Linked DNA regions of Homo sapiens: region 1 is linked to region 2. Evidence: chromatin loops called from intact Hi-C (ENCODE). Cell type or tissue: Calu3. All regions are shown on one strand. Links, peaks and the distances in the headings refer to the core of each region. The heading gives the core; the rest is flanking DNA.

Region 1 (10,534 bases), core at 1,713-9,712, 76 kb before region 2:
AGGAATTTGGGTGGGAAATGTAAAAGTTAGAAACATTTAAATTATTAAAATTAAGTATTTAAAATTCAACATGTATATGTTTTATTACATGTTGATATCACAGAAAGGAAAACAGTCCTGTGTAAAGAGAAGCAGATCCTTGGGCGACGTCTCTGAGATTTTATCATGATAGATACATCTAAGAAATAGATTTGTTAGATAAATATTTACGATTAACTCAATGCTTTTAATTTTAAAAATACAAAGTGAATTTCAATCTATAAAAATATTTTTATCGAATGAGAAAGTAAGTCTGTATGAATTAGAAATCAGAAGAACTAATTTTTATACAATAAGTAGGCATGAGACAAATTAACTACATTAAAGCTTGCAAGAATCTCAGGAAATAAGTGTACGGAGAAAAAACAGCAACATTTTATTTTAGTATGAAGATTGACTTATTTGCCCTAATAATGAGCTTCTGTATTTTTTCCCGTTTTTCTAGATATTTATTATCATATAATGAGGCACAGTTAATATAAAACATGTGTTATTTTAAAACATTAACAGCAGACTCTCAAACTGTGACCTTACAGATCTGAAGGACCATATGTAGATATTGACCCAGACCAAGTAGCAGTGTTGTTGGTTTTTTTTTTTTTTTTTTTTTCTGTGAAGGGCAAAAGAGTAAATAGCTTAGGCTTTGAGACCGTAAGGTCTACACTGGTTCAACTCTGTAGCGGTCATAGACCATATGAAAATGAATGGGCACAGCTGTATTCCAATCAAACTTTTTTTCATAAATGTAGGCAGTGGGCTAGCTTTGTTCTGCAAGCCATAGTTTGCTGACCCCTCTTCTGTAGCATGTTTTTCAAATAGTCATGCACAACGTGCTTTAAAATCATCTGGATTTTCTTCAGGGGTGAATTTAGTTTTTATAGTGACTGAACATTATAAATTAGAGAAGATTTTCTTTAAGAAAAAAGAACAAAATTGTGAATATAAATTAGGAAGGTAGCTACTTAGTGTTAGAAATGAAATCATACTGAATATCATAAAATTATAAAATCCAGAAAATATTATAGTATTTGTATCAATTGTCTGAAATATCTCACTAACACATCTTTCCTATATTTTTTGGCTCATACTTTTTCATCTCTTTTTGATTTGTAACGTCACTTACTACACAAGTAGTAGAAAGTTCACGTCCACTTTTCTAACACACTTATTAAAGTTTGTTAGTAATAGGTACAAATAAATTGTTTTCCATATAACATAGATGTGATATTGGTCATGTCCTGCAAATAATCCAGGACTACTATCAATTTTGAAAAAAAATAAAAAAAGAAACAAGAAAAAACCCCTCCACCAAATGTCCGGTGTAGACCCATGAGGTTTGAGTGTGTTTTCCACGGACCTGTCCTGGCTCTGCACATTTCTAACCCCGTTTCCTCTGCATCCTCTACGTGTTGTCTTGCCTGTGCCCCAGCACGGAAAGCCACTGAGCTCCGCACGTGTGTGACAGGTGGTTGGACTGGCTGAGAGGGGCAGGAGACGGCTCTCCCCCACCCACGAGAAACATCGGGTGATGGTTCAGCAATAATTGCATTGCCTCTCTGAGGGTGATAATCCAGCAGTGCCGGGGAGGCGCCCTTTCCTGATGGTCCACACCTATTAACATCAAAATGTTCATTGAATGCGGGCCTCAGGGAGAAGAAACTTTCTGTGGATGCGCACTAAGAGACGAAAATGGCGATGTAGGATCTTGAGGGTACACAGCACCGGAAACGGGAAGGAAACCTCAGCGGGACCTGTGTTGTCCGTCCCTAAGCACACTGCGCATGCGCATTTCCCAGGGCAAGGAGGGCTCTGCGCATGCGGACAGTGCACCCTGAGGGAAGAATCATGGAAAAGGGGTGAGTCTATCAAAATCTTAAGATCACGGTTAAACCGGACACTTGACCTCTCTTTAACCTTCATGTGCCAGGGCACCTTTCGTTCTTTCCTGTTATAAGCCCTCTTTAAGTAGACTTCCATTCCTGCCATAGAACTTGCCTCCGTCTCTTTTCCTGCTTTATGCCCCTCAGTCAAATTAGTCAAATTCTTTTTTCTGAGGAGACAAGGGCTGAAGTTGCTACGAACCCATTGGGATTTGAGCTGGTAACTCAGGTCTCTGCCACCGGTAATACGTGGGTGCTGCCAGGGTCCTGGTGCTGTGAATCAACCTAGAGAGGAACAGGCCAGAGCTATCCCTATAGGCAGAAACTATCCCTATAGACAGCAGGAAGCGGCTTCACCAAACTGAACTCAGAAGTGACCCCAGATAAGTCACAGACCGACGTCTCACTCAAAAGAAATGTATTACCAAGTCAGTTTCCCATAACGAATTCTCCCAAACAGCCACGCCCATTACAAAAGGAAGTGTGATGGTGGGAAAGTCATGGCCAAAGGAAGGTCTTTAGTAAGAACAGAAACATCCTACGTTTGCAGAGTTCACAAAGACATTTGACCATGTGTGTGTGCCTGGTCATCTCCCAGACCCTTGGATGCAGCTGTTGTCAGAAAAGGTCACCAGAGCTTTAGCCCCATTCACATCCTAAGAGTCACGTCCAGATTTCCTTCAAATGGAGACCTCGACCCCCATCCCGGATCAGGGGACTGTGAATCTCTGGGCACATGGTCTGGAGGGGCTATGTAATGATCAGAACAACGTTCTGATAGCCCGCAGCAGCCTGGGCCTCCCCTAACATCCAGGGTCGATAAAGATGTTTGGAAAACCAGAGATGTACCTCATTCCAGAATATTGCACAAAGCCCTCTAGTTATAGAAAATCCTCCCTTGTTTGAATCAAAATAAACTATTAAATTTGGGTGTAAGTGATACATGCTTGTATTTTATCAGAGGGTGTATTCGTAGATGCTGAGGAGTTGTTACATCTATAAGTTTATATTGACAATTTCATAATTATTTTAGTTCACAGTTTAAATTTCATAGAGATTTCATACCTTTTGAATACTTATAATAATGCACAGATACAAAATATTTTTTCTTTTTTATATATATAGCTAATTTAGTAGATACATAGGTGAGTAAGTAGATAGATGTATAGATATTCACAGTAGCTCTTAAGAACATACTTTGTACATGTGCCTTGCAATAAATATTGTTGAATAAATAAATGAGTATATAGGTTATCTTATTAGAGCATCAAAAAAGCCTTTGATGTAACTTGGGCTCGAAATGAAAGAAAATTTGCCAGTGTTGATGCAAGAAACATATTGCCAAATTTGGACTTGTCCCCAGATCTGTGCACTCCTAATTCTGGTCAACTATTCATCCTTTCAATTACCTGAAAAAAAGAAATTCCGTGTCTGCTTTCAAATGGGTAAGTGCAAATTAAACATTCATCCTGGACACTAAGCCATTTTTGAAGCCTTGAAAATAGCAATCACGTGGCTAGTCATTGCTATTATTAAAGATTTATTACAACCTACTTCACATATTCCAAGCAGTCTCCTAACCCCTTTATAAATATTAACTTAACAAATTCCTCATCAAAGTGCCATCGAGAACCCCTGTTATTATCCGTATTACAGGTGAGGATCCTGAAGCACAGGTGGTTAGGCAGCTTCCCAAACCCATTCAGGAGAATCTAGAGAGGCTTAGGTTCACATCAGTACCTCTGGGTTCTGATTTCATATTTTCTGTCATGTACTATGACAATCTGATTCTCAAACACACAGACCTTGTGGAAAATGCAAATCCTAGAGTTTGAATTACCTAGATAAAAACGAATCTTTGTTTGAACCATGGTCGCTTAAACTATCCAATAACCAATATATATCAATATCTAAAATGGCCTTACAAGTCTTCCTAAGAAATCAGCTTTTTTAACATGGTGGCAGTTTGTATTTTATTAATCAACATAAGGCTGGCCTGTCTTGGCTATTAACTATGACTTAAAGGAAATTTCCTATTCCTCCTGGACATCGGCAAGTTCATCTCTAAATCATGTGGAAAATAGAATATAATTCATAAGTGGCCAGGGAGATGAAATGGCTGCTGTATAAGCATCTCCAGTATATGGTCGATATTCTCAGCATTCACTCAGTGCGTTTTCTTCACTTATCATGGAGCTATGTTTGTAAGTTCTCAAGTCATCACAGGGCTATTTTTAAACGCCCCCATCACTTTCGAATTGTTTCCCAGTCAGTGACTTGTGAGCTCTCCTTTAACTTTTAATCTTCTTTGACATTTCTTCACCCTGCCTTTGTTTGTGTTTTCTCACCATAAATCATCTCTGTCTAGGAGAAGCCACTCATCAGTCAAGGTCTCATCACATCTTCGCTCCCCCGAGGCTCCTCCTGTTTGGTAGGATTAGAGCTAGGATCGCCTGAGACCATGTAGATAGTTCAATAAACTGCTTAAGAAAACAGCCCTGCCCTTCTTTTACAAGCCGATCTCCGGCCCTCATTTCCAGCAGTTGCTATCCCAATCAATACTGGTATCTGAGTAATTAAAGGCTTCCAGGTTTAGAGTTCTTGCCTTCTTGCAGGCTCTCCTTATCTACAAAAACACTGCCTTACATATTTGCTTCCACTGTCCTTGACTTTTCCAGCCGCAATCCACAATTACGTTGCTATTTTTTATTCCAAATTGACTGCTGTGTCAGGTGAGCTATTTAAAAGATTTTTGCTCATACGATTCCTACTGTGGCCCACCCTGATAATATTTGACAGAGCCATTTAGTTTGTATCTGTTATCTTAGTGCCAAAGTAAATTCCACTCCCCTCCTCATGCATCTTTCCTGGATAAATAAATCCATCTCCATTGGATTATGCTCACCCCTTCATTAGCTCTCTGAAAAAGTGACTCCAGAAAACACCCTTTACAGTCTCAGGAGCTCTCTCTCTAACTGCCTTTCTGATGATCAATATCTGCACAAGAAATGAAAAATTCAGTCAAGCCCAGCCATGACTGCAATGATGTGAATATGTGATATTACATAGATCACCAAATGTTATACAAAATTTTAAAAATCTGAGAAATGCTTCAGATGTTTTTCCTCAGACATCACTCATTGAGGCTGGAAGGCTTTCTATAAATTATGCAAGATGGCAGTCACATTATTCTGAATTTACAGAAGCCTAGATGTCGTTTTTACAAAACTGAGAGTCTATGGGCAGGACAAGTGAGGGAGAAGACATTAAGGAGAAAATGATGGAGAAAAATAAAAACGGAGCTGAGTAGTGAGAGGATGTGGTTTTAGTCAAGGCTACTCTGTGAAATGGCTCATAAGAACCTTGCCAACAACTGTAAACATCCCCACTAACTGTAAAGAACCATCACCACCCACCACAAGCAACAGCCATCACCACTACCACCAACAACAGCCATCACCACTGCCACCCACCACCAGCAACAGCCATCACCACCCACCACCAGCAACAGCCATCACCACCCACCACCAGCAACAGCCATCACCACTACCAGCAGCAACAACCATCACCACCCAACAGCAACAGCCATCACCACCCATGACCAGCTACAGCCTCAACCACTACCACCAGCAACAGCCATCAGCCACTAACACCTACCAGCAAAAGCCATCACCCCCACCGGCAAAAGCCATCACCACCCGCCAGTCGCAGCCATCACCACTAACCACCTCCTCAAATATAGGAGCCCATGGAAGATGGTGCCGGTCAGGGAAGAGCCACGGAGCAATAAAAAGACAAGTCAGTGGTTAAAAAAAGTTCCAAGTGTTAACCATCAGAGGTCAATCCTTTGCTTACAAAGAAAATAAAACCTAAAGTGGGAAGTTCATGCCACTAGGAAAGACAAGGAGTCTGTAGATATATCTCTTGAAGACAAAGTCATTTCAGGAAGAGCATAAGGAAAAGTTTATAACCATGGTCGAAAATAACACATTAAAAGTAGAATCGGTCTGTTTTTGCTATGATAGTTTGCTTTACTCACATTCACAAGTAAAGACAGGGAGGTTCATGCATCAGATCATGCCACCTTCACAAAGTCACACAACAGCTAAAGTCAGTAGATACACCCAGGCAGCCCAGAGTCAAAACCAAAAGTCTTTCACCGTGCTCTCTATCATGGCTTTAATTTTCAACAAAAATAACTGTATTCAGCAAAGAGTTAAAACATTCCGCTTCAGTGAATCTTTGTAAATTTTCCACTTCCAGCTTTAACACTCTAAAAACTGCCCAGGTAATTGTACATAATACTAAGGGGGAGCAAAAGAAAAAAAAAATCAATAAAAGATTATATAATTGTATTTCTTATCTTCCAGTGCTGAAGCTATCCATAGAAAATCTAGTTATCAGAAGACACCCAACCTTGACAAGGTGAGCCTGGATTTGCCGCGGAGCAGCTTGTGATTTTTGAAGTGTTATTATGACAATTGCCATTACGGAGTTGTAGCTGTACCTTTTAATTTGGTTGTCAAGGGAGACAGGGAGCAATAATTAAGGCTAAAAGATGGAGAGTGGAAGGCTTATTAAAGGATATGTTGAAGACGGGAATTTGATCTGAGAATTAGATTCTGATGAGCGCTGTTACTGCCGCCTGGGCACTCCTGAGTGACGGAGGCGCCGCACAGGCAATTACAGCAACAGACGTCTCCCTAATCTTTACAAGCCCAAACTCACTGCCACATCCATTTAAATTAATTTTTCTGAAGCCTGAAAGTTTATAGCTTCACCAAATTGGAGATTTGTTTGTTTATTGTTCATAGGAAATATTTTAGGGGAGCAAATAATGCTGAAAGCCATCACGTCTGTCTTGCTTGTCTTTTTAACTTGTAAAATTAATGCTATGAGATGAATCTGAAGGCTGCTGACTTTATGAAGCTGATGGGTACTTGGCAGCCAAACATTATTATGATTATCAGTGGAAGGTCACAGCAAAGCATGTAAAAGTCACAGCTGATTCAGGAGCTCCCTACATTGAGCAAAGGATTGGGGAAAAAAACTAAATCACAGGCTTGTGCTGTTTGGTGTTATAAGTGAGAAATCAGTCTTCCTTGCCTTGCTGAAACTGAAATTTTCAGGAACGGATTTTAAACAACTTTGGACATAGTTATTTCAAGATGTCTGTTCCATAGAGATAGCAATAGTTCATTACCATCCACACTGAAAACCTATTTTAAGGAGTACTTTGCTGCACAAAGATTAATTTACTACATCATTTTTTTTCCTCCCAGTAACAGTAATGTAAGTAATTGTTGTACCTTAAATTGGCATTATATTTTGATAGCCTAGTTTTTAATATACAAAGAACTGTTCAGTGTAACTGTTCAGAAACACAGAAATAGAGACAGAAAATAGGAATCTTTGGGAACAGCTCTCCATTTAAATCCCATTTATTGTTCTGATAGAGAGTGCTGGCTAAAGATGTTTCACCATAATAATAATGACTGAACCATGATTGTTTTGCAAGGAAGCTTCAAAAACTATCAGACATTTTTGTTGGTGATTTGGATATGGCAAAATCTGAAAACCCACCCTGACTAAAAGTATTCCGTTCTTTCCCATCTGTTAAGACACGGTTATTTCCTGTGAAATTTCTATAATAGGGCTTTTATACATATATAAAGTTGAGCAACACTCTGTGATATTAACTGGTGATAATTTTATAAGCTTGCCTAGTAATAAAAGAGCATTAATATCACAAAATAAAAATCAGTAGATAGTACCTATAGATAATGGAAGAAGAAATAACATGTGGTCTTAATAATGAATGTGGAAAATACTAAAAAGAGTAACATTTCTATATATTGGAGAGGAACTGGGGAAAATGGGGAGTAGCTGAGTCCTCAGTACATGGGGATATTGGTTATAATTTCTCATATTAAGCAGCATAAAGCTATTACTTAGGGACATGGTGATTTAATATCAGAAATGATTAAATGATTTTAGTAGTTATCTTTGGGGGCACAGAAATGGGGATAAGGATGCTTCAGAGGGGGTGGAAGACAGAAGTTTTCATTTATTATTTTTTTAATGATGTTCAAATATTTCTGTGATAAAACATTTAAAAGTACATTTAAAATTATATATGTACATTATATGTAGAGTGTGTGCCATAAGCTACTAATTACTATGTCAAATGATTCAGCTTATCTTTTTTTGTGAAGCTAGATATTCTGCAAAGAAACGCTGCTAACACATTGTCTTACTTTTTGTCAATTTTAGTATGATGATGAGTAACTTATGAGTCAATATTACCGCACTTCCTGCAGATAAAACTTGAGTGGTAATACCTAAGGTATCAGTGTGTTGAGTTTCCAATTAGCGTAGGCATTTAGGAATGCGCACACGCTACTTGATCTGGGGGCCCTGCTGTGATGACGTGTGCATGTGGTGCCTTGTTGGAGAAAGGCGCCGTCTTCTCTACCTGTTGCACGATAGCTCGGGGTAAACAGCCCTGTGTTACGTCTTTCCTATCACTGTGGCTGCAGCCCAGTATAGACTAAAGGCAGAGACAGCAAGAGGTTACAACGGGGATCCAACCATACCCTCTGCTCCTGAAGCAGGGAGGGCATACTGACTTGTTCCCTGTGGAAGCCCTGAGGCTCCTGTCCTAGTGGATCACGCGTCCCTTGCACCCTTGTGAATGCGCACCCGGCTCTTTTGCAAGATGAGCAGTCCTCCAGGATACCAGCAGACCACCAGGTGGTTACAAGTTCCTGTCACCTGGGACAACCCATGAAAGAGAACAAAGATCCCTTATTTTGGATAGAATCCCCTCCCCAATCTCCCAACAATCAGCACCAAAAGCCCAAGAAGCTGTTAGCTACAAACTCCTGCCTTGGGTGTGGTCGGGGCCTCTCTGGGGTCCTGCATGTGCAGCTGGGCTTAAGGTTTAGCTTACAGTGGAAAAAGCTGATGGAGGAATAAGCCACTACTTTTTTCCTCATATTAATAGTAAAAAACACACCTCTAAGTGGAGATTTTCTACACTAATGACACATGTGGTGCGTGTTGGAGCTGGCAGACACTGAGCACGTGCGCCAACCACAGGTTCACCTTTGCCTCCCGGACCTCACCAGTATTTTATGAAGATGGATGTGCAGTTCCCATGAAAGGAATTCCCCTCGAGGCACCAGGGGCCGCCTCTGCCTCTGAGCAGCCCGTTCTGCCTCAGAGCGGGCTTTCACTTCACAATACATTTCTGTGCCTCCTCTTGGACTCGCTCTCAAATTCTTTTGTGCAGCAAAGTCAAAAAATCAGAACTAGCCCACCCACCTACCTCACTCTCGGGCTGCCCTCTGCCTCTAGAACTTTCTCCTGAAAGCCATGAGGAGGGAATGAGTGTCCTCAGTCTGGGTCAGGGTTGAGCCGGTAACGTTCTATAACCTCAGGGGCTGTGCGTTTGCTCGAAAGTATTACATGCATTTTGGGCTGAGGCTTTACTAGATTGTTGTTTATCAGTCCTTGCAGTGGCAGCGTATCGAATCAATTGAAGGAAGAGTCAGGCTTTGTAAAATGTGATGGAAAAAATTCGATGTTGGGAAGGTCTTAGTTTACGACGCGAAGTCTTCTATCCTATTATTTCTCACGAGCTCGCGCTTGCTGCGCGTTTACAGAGGTAGTGAGCACTAATCGAGGATCCAGAGACAAGCGTGTTATCTCAGCTCAGCCAGTGAGCAGCCTGAGATCTTGGCAAAATTACTCAAAGGAGTGTGTGCTTCTTCCTCAGTTATATATGGTCACTGCTACCTTCCCTACGTGACACTTCTTTCTGTTTGTTCAACCAACACCGATGGTGTGCGCAGGCAGTAAGACATGGTCTTCATTCCCTAGCTCCATAAAACTTAAAATCTGGGGGAGAAAATAAAGACGCCAAGCCAGCCCTGCATAAATGAAAAGATAGATCATCTTCCTGATTGAAAATACTTAACGTCATAAAGGTATTTTAAATCACCCCTCTAGAAAATCTAGAATACAGAAATTCAGCTATGTTATTTGTAATGGAACTTAGTAAGCAAACTCTAATATTAGAGAGAAAGAATATGTACAACATTACTCCAGAAAATGTTGAAAAAGAACAGTAAAAGGGATTTGAAATACTAAATATGAAAACATCCTATTAAAATACAGTAATTAAAGTAGTAAAAAAAAAATAAAGAGAAAAATCAGTCAATGAAGAAAGGAAGGACTCTGCCAGCCTGGTGTTAGGATAATAACAACATACTTATCAAAGTTTTAAAATAAAAAACACATGCCAACATAATACACACATATAAATATATACATGGAACAAAAAGAGAAGATAAACATAGACTGTTGGGTTTTTGAAAGGGAATTCCCGATGTTTACAGAGATTACTCAAATATAAATTAATGCAGATGAGAGAGTGGCAATTTAATGTTCAAATTAGACTTAAAAATATATACTCCAATAGCAAGTATAAAAATTATTGCAAATGGCTGACTTCAACAACCCCTTCCCAAGCATAAATTCCAGATGCTGTCAGCACTTTCATGAAACTGATTATATAAGCAAGATATTTAAGTTTTTTTCTTGAGCTTAAA
Region 2 (10,534 bases), core at 1,078-9,077:
TTTTCTCTCCTAAATTACATTTTGAGTTTATTATGAATGATTTCCAAGAAAATGTCAAGGGAGTTTCATATATAATGTTTTGCTTTTATTTATATTTTAATTCAAGCATGATTCAGAAAATCCTGGTAGTAACTATTTTTTTTTTTTTTTTTCGGTCACAAAGTACATCTGTAAGAGGTATGTAGCAGCTGTTGGAGAGAACCAGACTGGCAGCCTGGAGTAGTGGTTTCAACCCCTGGATCTGGAGCTGGACTCCTTGACTTTGTTAATTCTTGGCTTTGCACTGAATTAGCGGTGTGACTTTGGGAGAGTTACTTAACCTTTCTGTGCGTCATTTATAACATGAGATTATTAAGAATTTTGGTATTCATAATCATCTCAATATGTGTTATTCTTATTATTCATTAAGAGCAATCCCCAATCTATATATTATTAAGAATATTAAGGGATGAGCTCCCTGTGAAAATCTTGATGTCTTGCCTGACAAAGTGTGCATTCAGCAATAGACTTTAATTACTTTTTCAAGAAAGATCATGTGAGAATGGTAGGGGGAAAGAAAAGATGGAGAGGGTATGAGAGAGAATGAGAGGAGAGGAATAGGAGACTAGCAAGTTGGCCAATTTTTTTTCACAAAGTTTTACTGGAAAGTGAAGAGAAGACATGGAGTCTTAACTTTGGGGGATACTGGGTTAAGAAGTGTGAAGGTGTGTGTGCATGTGTATGTATGCATGTGTGTACGCCTGTGTGTATGAGTGTACGTGTGAAGTATGTCCAGTGTGGTGAATGTGTGTGTGTGTCAGGATCCTGCAATTTAAGCAGACAAAAATATAAACAACTGAATTGTTTTGAAAAGATTCCAGAAATAATTTTGAGTTTATTTTCAAGGGCAGGGTTACCCATTACTATCAGAGATCTCGTTGCTAAGGACTCCCTTTTTTTATTTTATTTTTGCACTGACTCCTTGCCTCCTGCCAGCAACCTGTGCCAAGCCTCAGCGTCCTGCCTGGAAGGGCATGGTTAATAGCTGCTGGAGGTGGCCCTCCTCCTCTGAGAGCTCCCTCTCAGCTAGTGTGGCAGAGGGCAAGGCAGGAATGCGGTGGGTGTGTTCAGGGTGAGAACTCGCACACTTCACACAGCCCGCCACTTGGGGAGGGGATCCTGCCTCACCCCACGTCAGGGTTCCTCTTTCTACGATGGATGAGGAGAATCACTAGGGGTAGAGAAATGCCTGTTAAGGCAGGATACAGGGCATGTCCCGGCAGGCCTGGGACCGGTCCTCGTTCATCACAGCCTTTCTCCAGAGCCTCAAGCGCCACCATCAGTCTTTTGAGCCCTGGTTTTCCTGACTGCAGAATGAGATAACAGTGCCAGTCCTACTGAGCTATGCCAGGGCTGCCACACATGTGTCCCCCATGCTGGGCGGTGGCTGCCACACACGCGTCCCCCATGCTAGGTGGTGGCTGCACACATGTGCCCCCCATTCTGGGTGGTGGCTGACCTGGAGTCGCTGGCAGCCATCAGCATTGTCACCATTTGATCACTTGAATGACGACCATGTGAGGAAATCCCATGTACAAGGCATTTTATGTAAATTTTTTGACTAAATCATATTAAAGGGGCTATCATAACCCACTTAAGGGATGGGGTTTGGTACCTAGAAGACTGCGTTGTGAGAGTTTCCACCACGAGCTACCTCACGGTGAACTCAAGGGAACCTACGATGAGCTTTTTACTTGCAAATATATGCAGGTTTATTTCATTCATTCACAAGGCAGGATACGTCACATTATGTTTCTAATCACATTATGTTTCTAGAAAACCAACATAACATTTAATATGAACGTCCAAAACAAAGAAAAGTACACCATGAGAAAGTGTAAGAGTTTGATGAAGTATCACTCAAGTAAACAGACATGCCAGGAAGGGACATATTTGCTGAAATCATTTTGCTGATTAAACTATTCCCATTTTGGAGGAAAGAGCTATTATTTTACTAGGTTCTAAAATCCAACCATCTTTTTATACTCCCCCAGGGCGTACTTTCTATAATATTAACCTGCCGATCAGTACTTATACTGAAATTTTTGATACGAAAGATGGCCATTTACAGACTCGCAGCAAATGAACTGAGATTGTAGGCAATAATGCCTTTTAAACAAAAATTGCAGTGTAAGCCACAAAATGTGTACCATTCACAGTTATGGGGAGAAAATAAATTGTTAGCTTGTGCAAAGCCTGGCAATTTGACACAATGCAAATATGTTATCAGTGCTTTTAGCCCACTTCCTGTAATGTTTCTAACTTATTCCATATCGGGAGGGTAAACAGGCGAGCTAATGATACTTACACCGGACCAGCACGGTGACAGGCATCATTGGCAGGGCGCTGGTACTTAACACCAATTAAGGATAATGAAAATGTATCCGCAGCAGAAACCAGGAGGCATTGGTGTGAGTGTCAGGAAATCTGACAAGCTCTTTCAAATTGAAAAACGAGGGGCACAAATTGCAATGAGAGCCATGGCTCTCCAGGGCTTGGTTCAGCTTTCGGGCAATTATCCGCAGAGTACTTGTTTACAAGTTATTATTTATGCAGGGTTCAAATGTCCCAAGCCTGAGGGTAACCTTTCCAGGCAGGAAACCACCGTGTGGGAGAATGCCTGCCCATCATCTGTTTCCAAGACGAAGGGAAATTGGGAAATGGAGAAAATGACATTTGGGTCCACATTCAACACTTAAGCCAAGACAGAAAAAGATGGAAAAAGATTTATCTGGAGGCATAAAACCTATGATTAGGGGAAATAAGACATAAAAATGAGATCCTAGGAAGCACCTATCCAGATGAACTTTACCCAGAAGGGGCTCTTCTGCACAAGGCAATGCCTGCTTCTTTGCCTATGTATTTTATGATTTACAATAAAAGCCGGTATTTCAATGACACCACATTCTTTAGAGTAATGGGCACTAAATTCTTACTGATCCTTAAAAATTTAATAGGCTTATTTTTAGAGTAGTTTTAAGTTCACAGAATAATTGAGCAGAAAGCTCAATGTAATAGAGAGCTCCCATTTAACCCCTGCCCCTGCACACGTACAGCCTCCCCCACTATCAATGTCCCCAACTTGGTGGTGCCTCTGTTACAATCAATGAACCAACAGAACACAGCATCACCCCCCAGAGTCCACAGTTCACACGAGGGCCCACTCTTGGGGTTGCTTATCCTGTGGGTGTGGCAAATTTAGAACGATATAGATCCATCACCGTAACATCATGCAACGTGCCCTAAACATCGCTGTCCTAAAAACCCCGTGCTCCTCCTAGTCACCCCTCCCTTCCCCCAACCCCTGGCAACCACTGATCTTTTTACTGTCTCCCTAGTTGTACTTTTTCCAGAATGCCCTTTAATTGGAATCAGATAGTATGCAGGCTTTTCAGATTGCCATCCTTCACTTAGTGACATGCATTTAAGTCTTCTCCATCCTTTTTCACGGCTTGAGAGCCCATTTCTTTTTTCAGCTAGAAGAATATCCCATTGTCTGGGTGTACTGCAGTTTATCCATTCATCCATTGATGGGCATCTTGGTGGCTTCCAAGTTTTGGCAATGATGAATAAAGCTGCTATGAGCATGCTCACACAGGATTTTGTGTGGAAGCAAGTTTTCAGCTTATTTAGGTAAGTGCCAAGGACTGCAATTGTTGGATCACATGCTAAGAGTGTGTTTAGTTTTATGAGAAACTGCCTAATTGTCTTCCAAAGCGGCTGAGCCATTTTGATCTCCCACCAGCAGTGGATGAGTGTTCCTGCTGCTCCACATCCTCACCAGCACCTGGCGTTGTCAGTGTTCTGTATTCTGGCCATGCTAACGGGTCTGTAGTGGCTAATGAACCTGATTGCTGTTCACTGTGTCCTTCTCTGATGACGTATGAGGTAGAGCAATGATGTGGAACATCTTTTCATGTGTTGCTTTGCCCTCTGCATGTCCTCTTTAGTGAGGAGATCTCCTGCACATTTAAAAATAAATTTTGTTTTCTCATTGTTCACTATGAAAAGTTCTTTGCATATTCTCGACACCAGCTCTCTATCTGAACAATGAGAAAACAAAATTAAAAACTACTCCTAATTCTCATGATATTATCTGCCACATAGCAGAAGTTTTTAATTTTAATGAAGTCTGGCTTATTAATTTTTTTACAGATCTTGCCTTTGGTGGTATATTTTAAAAGTCATTGCCGTACCTAAGGTCATCTAGATTTCCTCCTCTGTATCTTCTAGGAATTTTATAGATTTTCATTTTACATTTAGGTCTCTGATGTATTTGAGTTAATATGTTTAAAGGGTGTAAGATCTTTCTTTTTTTTTCCTTTTGCATGGGATGTCCAGTTGTGCCAGCACCATTTGTTGAAAAGACTATCTTTTCTCTACTGTATTGGTTTTGCTTCTTGGTCAGAGGTCAGTTGATTCTATTTGTGTGAGTCCATTTCCGGGCTTTCTATTCCGTGCCATTGATCTATTTGTTTCTTCTTTAGCCAATATCACACTGGCTTGATTGCTATAGCTTTTGAGTAAGTTACCATTGACTTCTGTATATTGCAATCTTGTATTCTACAGTCTTCCTATAATCACTTTTTGTTTGCAGGAGTTTTCTTTTTTGTGGATTCTTTCAGATATTATTATTATGCTTTTTTTGGCAAATGTATTTAACCAACCCGTAACACTCCTTAGAATAAAAGATTTTTGGAATAAAAAAGATCACAATTCTCCACCCAAGAATGTCAGGTGAAGTTAGGACATCAGTCATTCTTGGAATGGGAGGGACTGGTAGAAGACTTGACCCTTTTTTGTCCCTTTTTCTAGGGTTTTCCGAGGACCATAAGAATTCAAAAACACTCTTAAGAACCCAGCTCCTCCCCGGAGGTTGCAGTGAGACGAGAATGTGCCACTGCACTTCAGCCTGGGTGACAGAGTAAGACTCTGTCTCAAAAAAAAAAGAACCCAGTCCCTCCCACTTGGCCCTTAGACCCAGGTCTCCAGCCAAATGCCAATTAGAATCTTGTCCTTCGAGTATGTAAGATGAGCAGCTCCTTCCTGCCCCTACACCAACTTAGCTCTTTTTTCTTCCAAATTCTATAAATAATACATCTCCCGAATAGCTTTGGCCCACTGGCTTTCCACCTCATAGATGTAAGTTTCTTTTTCAATCCGAAGTCTGAAAAGGCTTAGGAGGTAACTGAGCTAGTTCAGAGGATAGGCCTGAATCAGTCAGGACGAACTACGGGCATGGGTTGAAGAGTGGCCCCTTCATATGTACGTTCATTTCCTAATGCCTGGTGTTGGTGAATGCGCCCTTATTTGGAAATAGAGTCTTTGCAGATGTAATCACATGAAGGATCTCAAGAAGAGATCATCCTAGAGGACCGGGGTGGACTCTAAAGGCAATGACTATTGTTTGTACAGGAGAAAGGAGAGGGAGATTGGAGACATAGAGGCATAGAGAGGAAAGCCCGCGTGGAGAGGGAGGGAGAGGTCGGAGTGCTGTGTCTACAAGCCAAAGGATGCCAAGGGCTCCTGACAGCCCATGGAAGCTAGGAGCAAAGCATGGGACAGATTCTCCCGCTGAGTCCTTAAGAAGGGACTAGCCCCCGCACACCTGGAGGGACTTCTGGCCTTCACAGCTGTGAGATAATAAATGTATGTTGTTTTAAGTCACCCAATTTGTGGTCATTTGTTACAGCAGCCCTGGGAAGCTAATCCACCAGGCTGTTCAGTGCAAACCAGTAACTCCCCAGTGAACCTCCAAATCACAGCAGTTCAACACAGAACGGTTTTGGTGGTTTGTTTTATCATTCAGAGGCCGCTCGACATCTGGCAGTGGCTCAGGCTGCCTCCTTCTAGGCCATGATGAGCACTGGTTCACCTTGCAGCTTCACTACCTCCACACATGACCCAGAGTCCAGCACATCAGGGGAAAAAGGGGAGTAAGGAGCCCACAGATGCGGTCAGTGGCTCCACGCAGAAGCAGCACATGTTGGCTCCTCAGTGTACTTATTGACCAGAGCTCCTCACACTCCCTGGCAGGATCCTTGTGGGCTTCAGGAAACTGCATGCCCAGCCCCGCCCCACCACCCCCCAACCTGATCTTCTCTCCTTCACCGACACCACCAAGAAGTCCTTGGGAGCTGGATTTTAGAAACAGGCTAGTCCTCCCCTCCGTTCACAGATGATGACATTTCTACCCAACCATTTAAATGACTGTGTGAAATTCACACATGGAATTAATGTCATGCCGCCACGTTTTCACAATGTGTGGTGTTCTCCTAGTGTCCCTGATGCTTGAAGACCCTGGCATCGAGTTCCCTGGGTCACCAGCAGCAGTCGTTTAAGAGCAGAGCAATGGCACCCGCTCTGCAACCCAGTGGCCGCACTCTCACAGACTGGGTGAACATCCTGCCTGCAGCTCCACATGTGGAAGACTGAGCTATTGAAAAATGTCACACCCGTCTGCACACTCACACTGTAAAATAGTCCTCTCAAGATTCACTTTCCACAACTTGTACTGAAAAAGGAAAATTAAACTCCATGAAAAATGTGACTTGAACCTTCCTAAGAACAAGGTCAACTTGGTGGGCACGGGAGCCTTCCAGTCACAAAGAACTCCCCGGGGTGGGGGCAAGAAATTCTTAATGTCTTCAGCAAGTGAAGCTGCATTTTTCTTTTGCAGTGGGTTCACACATTATGTAACCAATCCTACATCCGACCAACTGCAGTCAACACACCTAGGTTTGCCGTACGGCTGTTTAAAAAAAAATCTACCCAAAAGTTGCAGAATTTTCATGAAGCATGTTGTTTCACTTGGGGCTTTATTCCAGATAATTCAAAAATCCAAGAGAAATAAGTAAATGTAACATGCATTCGAAGTCACTCCGATACAGTGAATTGTGAGGTATTTCATTAAGTAAAAATATACACCCCGCTTTAAACCATCTGTTAATAATTGACCAAGGTTGCTTTCCTTTTAGATTTTGTTTGTTGCTTCATTTTCAAGGGAACTTAGAGTGATTTCAAAATATAAATAAAACAAGTTAGGAGGAAGGGAAATGCAATAAAGGAAAAGTGGATTTGTAGAAATCCAGGCTGTAGAACCCCGTACAATGGTGATGATTGGTTATAAATAGGTGGGAGAACTTCCTGATACCCAAAACAAGGGAGGAAATGCAATCAGTCATACATTTCTAAATGCCCATGGCTCGCATTGGAGTGAAAGCTGGTGAAGACACAGGATGGAAGCCCTGTGAAGAAGGAGGTCTCCGTCCCTTTGGCCCAGGATGTATCCCAGGGCAGAGAGGGGCAGTGTGCGGTGCAGCCTGCGTGCAGTGAGGGCACCGTGATGCGAGCACGCCCTGGAGATGCCAGAAGCAGCGCCCCTGACAATGCAGGACAAATGCAATCCTCCTGTGTGGTGCAGGATGGGTCCCAGGGCAGAGAGCGGCAGTGTGCAGTGCAGCTTGCACGCAGTGAGGGCACCCTGATGTGAGTGCACCCTGGAGATGCCAGAAGCAGCGCCCCTGACACTGCAGGACAAGTGCAATCCTCCTGTGTGGCCCAGGATGGGTCCCAGGTCAGAGAAGGGCAGCGTGAGGGGCAGCCTTCATGCAGGAGAGCACTGTGATGGGAGCGCCCTAGAGACGCCCGGAGCAGTGCCCCCAACACTGCAGGACAAGTGCAATCCTCCTGTGTGGCCCAGGTGGGCCCCAGGTCGGAGAAGGGCAGCGTGAGGGGCAGCCTTCATGCAGGAGAGCACTGTGATGGGAGCCCCTGGAGACGCCCGGGGCAGTGCCCCCAACACTGCAGGACAAGTGCAATCCTCCTGTGTGGCCCAGGATGGGTCCCAGGTCAGAGAAGGGCAGCGTGAGGGGCAGCCTTCATGCAGGAGAGCACTGTGATGGGAGCGCCCTGGAGACGCCCGGGGCAGTGCCCCCAACATTGCAGGACAAGTGCAATCCTCCTGTGTGGCCCAGGATGGGTCCCAGGTCAGAGAAGGGCAGTGTGAGGGGCAGCCTTCATGCAGGAGAGCACTGTGATGGGAGCGCCCTGGAGACGCCCGGAGCAGTGCCCCCAACACTGCAGGACAAGTGCAATCCTCCTGTGTGGCCTTAGACTGGGCACGACTTTAGAAGGCAAAATTCCCCCAATAAATAAATATATACAATCCTTGCACCCCTGTGATCGTTTCACGAGAACTTCTGCATTTAAAGTTCATGGTAGAAAATAAGAACAAAATACAGCTCAATGAAAGGGATTTTGTGGCGACAAAGGACATAATCTACAAAGGAAGTTTCCCAGCCTTTGAGAACCTACAAAAGCCATGTGCTGTCTGCCCAGAAAAGAAGCGATTAAATACCCCCTAGTTTGATCAAGCATTTCAGGTGACCATGGTCCTGACTGAAGGCAGATACCTGATTCACATTACGGTGTGGCAATTTGTGTGTCAAAAGACGAGTTCTTGATTATACTAGTAGATTAACCTCAAGTGCTTAAAGAAATTGCCACTAAAGCCATTTCCAGCAACCTAGACCCTCATAGAATAGCGTGGTATAGATGTGAAAGTCATGCTTTCTGGAAAGATTGCTCTCTATAACTAATTCACGTGATCGGTTCAGGTAATTTAGAGATTGCCAACTTTGTCACATCCATTTATTCTTAACAAGAGCATAGGTTCTAAATAGTAAAATTCATTAAAGTCAAGATTTTTATATTCTATATATTTATAAAATATTATAGATGTTATATGCTTTCAAGCCAATGTAACATCTCTGAATTTAGTGATTATTAAAATAAGAATATCAATATCTCTGCAAAATATGTGTGTATTTATCATACAAGATAAAACTATCACCCCTACTTTTCATAAGAGTTTGTGTGATTAGCTCAAACCCAAAGGTCACAACCCAGTCTTCTTAGTCCTGGTCCTAAATCTTCATAAAAGTGATAAGCGGTATTTCCGAATGGAGGCTAAAATGCTTATAACACTATTCATTCTAAACGCTATTCCTCACTTCTTTTCCTGACCATGATGCAGCATGGTTTTTCACCAAAAGCATCATAAATGCAAGCATTAAAGCAGATTCGATTTTATAGCTAGAAAAGAGATTATTATAACCAATGTCCTTTATTAAAATTGTTTTTATTTTATTTAAAATGCTAATACTTGCTAATGTAGAAACTGAAAATATGATGTTTTTTTAAAGTATCCAACAAAATAATTGTATTTTCTACCTTACACCTTAGTGTAAGAAAGTTTAAAATATATTACATTTATAATGTCTTCAGTTTCTGGGAGGATATGAAGTCATTTTACCAGGTCAGAAAATTGATTTGGTCCTTTGCTTTTTGCTAGCCTCAATCATGAAAAATAGAAATTTTGATACAGTATATTCAATCCTCATCCTTAGTAGCATTATTCTGCTTGACTGTGGTGAAAATATTTCATTCTAGAAGAATACTGCAGGCCTTGCTAGGGGCCTGCAATGAGTCCAGGCATTCGTGGAGATGGGTAAGTCAGTCCAAGTGTTGCAATTGGATTTTATGCACTCTCCCTACATACAACTAAATTCCAAAGCCCAGTTGATGTCATCACTATGCAACTGTCAACCTTGTCCAGAAATTAGTAGAGGAGATTCCGCCAATAGGCAGGAATAAATGTTTCCTGCCATCGTTTCACATTTAGTAATTACCTGAGGATCTTGTTCGTGCTTCTTAATGTTGAACAGGGTCCAGATCACATTGATTACTGACAAAAATCAGCACACTTGGAATTCAGATATCAAATACAATTAGATTCACACTGTTTTTGAATTTTTGTATAGATGTGTGTTATTTAATAACAAATTATTTATAACTAATTTAGAGTCAGACTATCTATGTTAAAGACCCATCTCTGCCCCTGTATGTTTATGACTCTGCCCCTGTATGTTTATGAACAACTGCTTTAGGCTTTCTTTCTTTCTTTCTGTTTTTTTTTTTGAAACAGAGTTTGACTCTTGTCACCCAGGCTGGAGTGCAGTGGCACCACCTCAGCTCACTGCAACCTCTGCCTCCTGGATTCAAGTGATTCTCCTGTCTCAGCCTCCAGAGTAGCTGGGATTACAGGCGCCAGCCACCATGCCGACTAAAGTTTCCACTGAAACTGTGGACTGAGATACAAGTAAGTAGACAAATGTTCTAGTGGCATCTTTTCTAATGGCTTTAATTGTATTTTCCGTGTGTGTGTGTGTGTGTGTGTGTGTGTGTGATCGACACAAAATTATGAATTTAGGTTGCAAGTTTGACAAGAAGGAGAAGGCATGACATCGTCCTTCAGGTAGAGTGGGAAAGTGAGTGGAAAAATGTGATTCTCCAGTAAAACTAAGCACCTCCTTAAAGTTCTTTAACTATGTCTTGTTCTCTTTTAATTGAACTGAGTTGGTTTTGGTGGGTTGCAGCTGAAATCCCTTCCTGATGCAGTACCTGCTTCAAGTCACTCATCCTAAACCATCAC

Evidence for each region. Peaks named below come from ENCODE experiments on the same cell type or tissue, not always from the same donor. Only the 100,000 strongest peaks of a DNase experiment are listed, where the experiment ranks them.
Region 1: a loop joins it to region 2, with 10 times the contacts of the local background. A loop is called at or near these places in 2 of 110 quality-filtered maps.

What each region holds. Positions count from the first base shown.
Region 1 is chr10:2,205,946-2,216,479 of GRCh38, forward strand. It overlaps LOC107984168 (a long non-coding RNA gene), which reads left to right and starts at 3,282. Exons shown (of 4, transcript XR_001747270.2): 1 at 3,282-3,364; 2 at 6,290-6,344. RefSeq lists enhancers at 1,681-2,880, 7,705-8,904 and a silencer at 4,337-4,537. In Calu3, for the core only: no CTCF peak of the experiment used is centred there; a DNase peak (open chromatin) is centred at 8,346.
Region 2 is chr10:2,283,031-2,293,564 of GRCh38, forward strand. No RefSeq gene overlaps it. Among named protein-coding and RNA genes, the nearest start is that of LINC00701, 27 kb to the right of the region's middle. RefSeq lists an enhancer at 7,209-7,838. In Calu3, for the core only: no CTCF peak of the experiment used is centred there; no DNase peak of the experiment used is centred there.